2 separate regions of the Homo sapiens genome follow, and region 1 is linked to region 2. A link is an interaction called in ENCODE POLR2A ChIA-PET data of the cell type or tissue named here. Cell type or tissue: Caco-2. All regions are shown on one strand. Links, peaks and the distances in the headings refer to the core of each region. The heading gives the core; the rest is flanking DNA.

Region 1 (2,916 bases), core at 162-2,661, 260 kb before region 2:
AGGATTACAGGTGTGAGCCACTGCACCTGTCCCTACATTTTTTTCTTAACTATTTTTATTTAGTTTTAATAAATACATAAAAGGTTTAATAAGTAGGATATTTCCAGTTTCTGGCAAATTTTTACTTTCATTCAAGATGTTTTTATAGCTGTATTGATCTTTATGTTCAGTATCTTGACAAGTCGCTAATAATAAACTTGTCGAGCTGGTTTTTAAAAGGTAAATAGAAAAATGAAGGTAGGTGTTGAAAATGTTTTGCTCTTTCCCTTGTAGAGTTACAGAAAAGCCATCCTTTAAGCTGTGTACTTTTCATAATCTCAAACTCTGAGGTCTTCAACAGCATGGAAATAGTCTTGCAGCAACAGTTACAGGTCATATAATGCTCAAATTGCTCTTTTGAGTGAGCCTGTGCCAGAGGATAATCACTAACCATGGTTGATTAAATTTAGTTCCTCCTGTGCTTTTTTAGAGGCTCTTTACCCAAGTGTTTGATTCTTCCCGGCTATAGGAACCTAGTGTCATGCATTTTCAGTCCTTATTATATTTGTCACACAATGGCAAGAAAATGATTGAAAAATCAATATGATAAAAATGTCTTCTCATTTAGGAAAAGTCCTGAAAATATTAGTCATTCAGAGCAACTCAAGGAAAAAGAGAAGCAAGGATTTTTCAGGTCAATGAAAAAGAAAAAGAAGAAATCTCAAACAGTAAGTAGATGACCAGTTTCTATATATAATAACATGTTTCTGCATTATTCAATGGATACTTTACACTTTGCACTTGGCAATCAAAGTTGATTGTTTTCTTATTGAGACTTGACATTTTTGCACTGTATTATGTCTCTTTCTGAAATTCTTTACAACTATCCTCTCAACAGAGCCTTTTCTACATTCAACAGAATCTCCAGGAATAGAAGAAATTTAATTTGGATGACAGAGAACACTTTAAGCCTTTCTCAATATACTTCTTATCTATGTGGGCTTATATTAATGTAAAAACTTTGAAGACACAGGATTTGTTTCTCTCTGGGGATTTAAAGATATGCATAAACTTAGGAAATGGGTTTTGGTTTACTTTTAAATGTTGAAATTTGTAAATAACCATCATTCCTTATTCTCTCCTGGCTGGTTACAGAATTCCTACGTTGCCAGGTGTGTTTCTGAGTTATATAGTCACAAAGATCGTATCTGGGATTTTAGGGCTTGCGTTAGAAGGAAAATATGTTTGCCTTTTGATCGCGCTGTGGGTTGGAATGCACCTTATCTCCTGGGAGCCCTTTGCCTGAACAAAGAGCTGGCTCCATGGGACCGTTCACATCACTTCACTGAACCACCCAAGCAAGGATCCTGCTGGTTTAGTGACATGAGAACCTTGGGGAAACCCGGCCTGTAGGACAGCAGCAGGAGTAGTTCTTCCCCTAGATGAGGCTGCATCCCCCTTTTCTTTATGACAACTTCAAGGCTAAACAAGGTAGAGTTAGCCGTTTTTATTTATTTATTTATTTTAGAGACAGGGTCTCACCCTGTTGCCCAGGCTGGAGTGCAGTGGCATGATCTCAGCTCCCTGCAACCTCTACCTCCTGGGCTCAAGTGATCTCCCACCTCAGCCTCCCAAATAACTGGGTGCACGCCATCACACCCAGCTAATTTTTTGTATTTCTTGTAGAGACAGGGTTTCACCATGTTGCCCAGGCTGGTCTCGAACTCCTGAGCTCAAGCAATCTGCCCACTTAGGCCTCCCAAAGTGCTAGGCATGAGCCACTGTGCCTGGCCTAGTTAGCCATTTTGAATGGTTTTGGTTCTAGTTTTACTTCATACGTAATTTATTCTTATTTATTTGAAGAGGAAAAAGACACAATCAAAATGGCCTGTTCAGATGGACTTCACTGATTTCATCTATAAGTTTAGTAGATTAGACCCAGTGTTTCTGAGGCCCTTTCTATTATGAAAATTATAGAATTATGACTCAATGGGAAGTAGATTAGGTAGATGTTCATAGCAATGTGTATAAATAACCTGAAGTAAGCATTTTTATCTCACAGATGTTCTAGAAATGTTAACAAATACCTTCCTAGATAATCTTTCTAGATCATTCTTTCACTTGCTTGCTTGTTAAATTTATGTATTTCCTTATAAAATAAATATGAGTTCATTATAGAAAATTTGAGAAAAAGAAAAAGATCGTTTTAAATCTTAATACCCTACCACAACTAGTATTAGGATTTTGGTATATTTTCCTCCAGCTGTTTAGCCTATGCATATGTTTGTGGCAAGAAGGTGGGGTTTTTTTTTGTTTGTTTGTTTTTTAAGTTTTAAATTAGAGCAATCCTTTTAGTACGATTTTGTATTCTGGCTTTTAACAGTTTATCTATCTATATCTACATGCACAGAATATGTATGTTACTACAAATACTTTATTATCTTCAATCCTAATGGCTGCATAATATTTCTGAAGTAGTCATTAAAAAAACTGCCCATATTTTTAACTGAAGCTTACTTTTAAAGTGTCAAATCAAAATGCCACTCAGTCAGATACTACTATAATTGTTACTTAAACTGGGTGAACAAATAGACCTGATTTAACATAGGAATACTTAAAATGTTTAAAGTGTTAATAAAACTTTTATCATTGTCTGTAGAACATGTTTCTCTATCATGAGCGTTAAACTTTGGCTACCTCCTGACCACTGTTATTTTTATTTTGTGGTTTTTGTTCTAAACCACAGGTCTCCTGGCATTGTGGGGTGATTAAGTGGTAGAAAGTAGGAAAGATTAAGGAATTGAAGGTGTTTTTGTATATAGATTTAGATTTTGATGTTTACTGTAGAGCAACATTAAACCTAAAGTCCCTGGCTCACTGTGGCACAAGTAGAGTATACATGTTGGCTGACTTTATTATTCAGAATTTAGTTAAATT
Region 2 (2,916 bases), core at 284-2,783:
GATGATATAGATCATATAGATCATATATATGATATATGATATATATGATATGTATATCATATAGATGATATACATGATATATGATATGATATCATATATCATATATCATATCATATATGATATATATAATAAATATTATATATAAATATGTATATTTGCTCTTTTGCTTTGGTTTTGATTACTCTTTGAAGACAATCAAAAATCTTACCAAGGGCTGGACTCAGTGGCTTAAGCCTATAATTGTAGCACTTTGGGAGGCCGAGGTGGGAGGATTGCGTGAGCCCCATCCCTCAGAGTGCAACCTCCGGCTTCTTTGTGGGGATATTTTTGTTGGACCTTAGACCTGCCCGTGCTGCCAGGTCCCCTAGCCTGCCTTCTCCCAGCCCAGGACTGATGCAAGGGGCCCTGGACAAGGCATAAGAAACTTCAGGAAGCATAGAAAGAGGCCATGACCATGACCCAGGAGGCTAAGTGCTCCTGGCAGACTCAAGGTTGCCCAGCAGCCATCTCCCTTCTTCCCCACTAACAGGACCCCGAGTTTGTTGCAGATATTTGACAAGTGAGGTCTCCAAAGGTGCCCCACCAACCTTGCAAGGCCCACGATGGTTCCAGACTTAGAAATCCATCCTGTTAATCCTTATTGCGCTTGCCAGTGATTAGTGTTAAACAGGCATATGACTCAGTCCTGGGCATTTCGAATTAAGGAAAAGTCTGCCAGAGGGCTTCTAGGAGAGACTTCCCTACCTGGAATGGGTTGATAGGGGGAGAGAGGGGTGGAGAGGGAGCGAGGGAGTGAGAAAAAGACTGGAGCAAGAGAGAGAGAAGCCAAAAGCTAAAGAAGAAAGCCCTGACTCTCCCTCCTTGGTTGGGATGTTGTCCTTTAAGGATGTGATGCTTGGAGCTGTGGCAGCCATCTTGTAACCATGAGAAAAGAAAGCGCCACTCTGAAGTTGATGGAGAAGAAAGACAGGAAGAGCATGGGTCCTTCGTGGCATTGTTGAGCCACTGAACCAACTCTGCAACCTCCCAGCTGCAGTCGTTGTCTTACATAGGGTGAGAAATGTCTTTATTGTTTGAGCCACTGACAGGCTGGGTAGCTGTGATGGACAGCTGAAAGTATCCTGAGAGATTACTGAGGAATTTGTCCTCTTGTGTGATCCTGCCTGCTATTTTAATTTAATTTTTTTGAGATGGAGTCTCGCTCTGTCGCCCAGGCTGGAGTGCAGTAGCATGATCATGGCTCACTGCAGCCTCTGCCTCTGGGCTCAAGTGATCCTCCCAGCTCAGCCTCCTGAGTAACTGGGATTGCAGGTGTCTGCCATCATGCCCAGGTGGGGTTTTTTTTTTTTTTTTTTTCATTTTTTGTAGAGATAGGGTCTCCTTATGTTGCCAAGGCTAGTCTGGAACTCCGGGGCTTAAGCGATCCTCCCACCTCATCTTGGCCTCCCAAAGTGCTGGGATTACAGTCACGAGCCACTGCACCCAGCCATTCCTGCCTTTTAGAGTCCTGGGAGGAGACAGGTTATCAGAACGCAGATCCCAGGCAGTGCGGCCTGCACATAGGCAGAGAAGATGACAGTTGGGAGTTAAGGACCCTTTCCCCATCACACTGGCCAGCTCAGGGGCTGAGAATTCCACAAGTCAGAGCTTTCACCGAAACTTGCATGTGACTTGTGAAATGCAAACATTCCAGGGAGAACTGGGAGTGACCCGCACCCTGTGGCTTCTTTCCTGGAACACTTCAGCACCTGAGTGTCTCCCAGGTAGCGGGAGGCTGGCTGTCGAGAGGACAGCATGGGAGAAAAGGGATTCGGAGGCTTTCTCAGAGGAATTCATTGAATATTTGCTCTGTTCCAGCAGCTTTATCCCCACTATCTTTTTTTTATTACACAAACATTTATTTAGCACTTACTATGTGCCAAGTAGTATCCAAGCACTTTAAAAATATGTCACACTCAATCTTGTGACAGCCATGCGAGGTACAAGTGCTCTCACTAAGCCCAAGTACAGAGGTGGTGGCCCTGGATGTGGCCCAGACAGACCAGTGCCAGCCCCAGTGCCACGCTCTGAACCACCCAGCGTGCCAGGCAGCTCTTGCAGTCTCAGGCTGCTGTGTAGCAGTGACACCTCCAGCGAAGTGGCACCACTTATTGCCAGCTCCCTGGACCCAAGCCCTCCCTGGTTGCCTGCCCTGGTGGGTCCCGAGTGGGTCAGACAAAAGGCAAGCCCTGCTCCTCAGCCTCCCCTAGGGGCATCCCCCATCCCCGGCTCTCTCCCTTCTTCTAAGGGCAGACAGGCTTCTCCCAAGTGAGGGCAGGAGGCTCCGCACCCCTTTGCAACCCCAGGCCCTTGGGCGGCAAGTGTCAAGAGGAAGAAGGAATCCAGAGATAGGTGAAGGATGAAGACAGGGCCTTTATGCTCTTCGCTTCTCTCCTCAAAGTGCCACCTCCTGCCTCTGTCTGCTCTGCTCTGTCCTTGGTCCGTATAGCAGAGCCCTGCTCGGGGCGGCGCTGATTTCAACACCCTTGACGTTGAACTGGGCTCCTCCCAGGTGTGCCAGGCTGGAGTCCTCACAGAACTCTCTCTTGCTCTGTTTAAAATGGATGTATCCCCCTAGCTTATTCTTAACAGTCCTCCAGAATCTTCCACCATGAGCATCGTCATCCCCATTTGACCAATGAGGAAATGAGGCTCAGAGAGTGACTTGCTATCCATGGCCACGCAGCTCAAATGTCACCTGTCTGATCCAATGCTTACCTTCAGACACACCCTGGGCCCTCCGGGATGATCTGGAGCCTGCAGACCTAGGCCAGCGCCACCGTGGGGTGGGGGAGTGGCAGCAGCCTCTGTCTGCTGAGACTGTGCCAGTGCCAGGGGTGTACAAACGTGATCATGACCTCATTACATACACGGTAT

Evidence for each region. Peaks named below come from ENCODE experiments on the same cell type or tissue, not always from the same donor. Only the 100,000 strongest peaks of a DNase experiment are listed, where the experiment ranks them.
Region 1: POLR2A ChIA-PET joins it to region 2 with 14 read pairs; 2 of 35 experiments call an interaction of 5 or more read pairs at or near these places.

Annotation. Positions count from the first base shown.
Region 1 is chrX:18,619,260-18,622,175 of GRCh38, forward strand. CDKL5 (cyclin dependent kinase like 5) reads left to right here. Exons shown (of 18, transcript NM_001323289.2): 16 at 608-707. Among named protein-coding and RNA genes, the nearest start is that of RS1, 51 kb to the right of the region's middle. In Caco-2, for the core only: no CTCF peak of the experiment used is centred there; a DNase peak (open chromatin) is centred at 1,292.
Region 2 is chrX:18,881,750-18,884,665 of GRCh38, forward strand. No RefSeq gene overlaps it. Among named protein-coding and RNA genes, the nearest start is that of PHKA2-AS1, 7.1 kb to the right of the region's middle. In Caco-2, for the core only: no CTCF peak of the experiment used is centred there; a DNase peak (open chromatin) is centred at 1,672.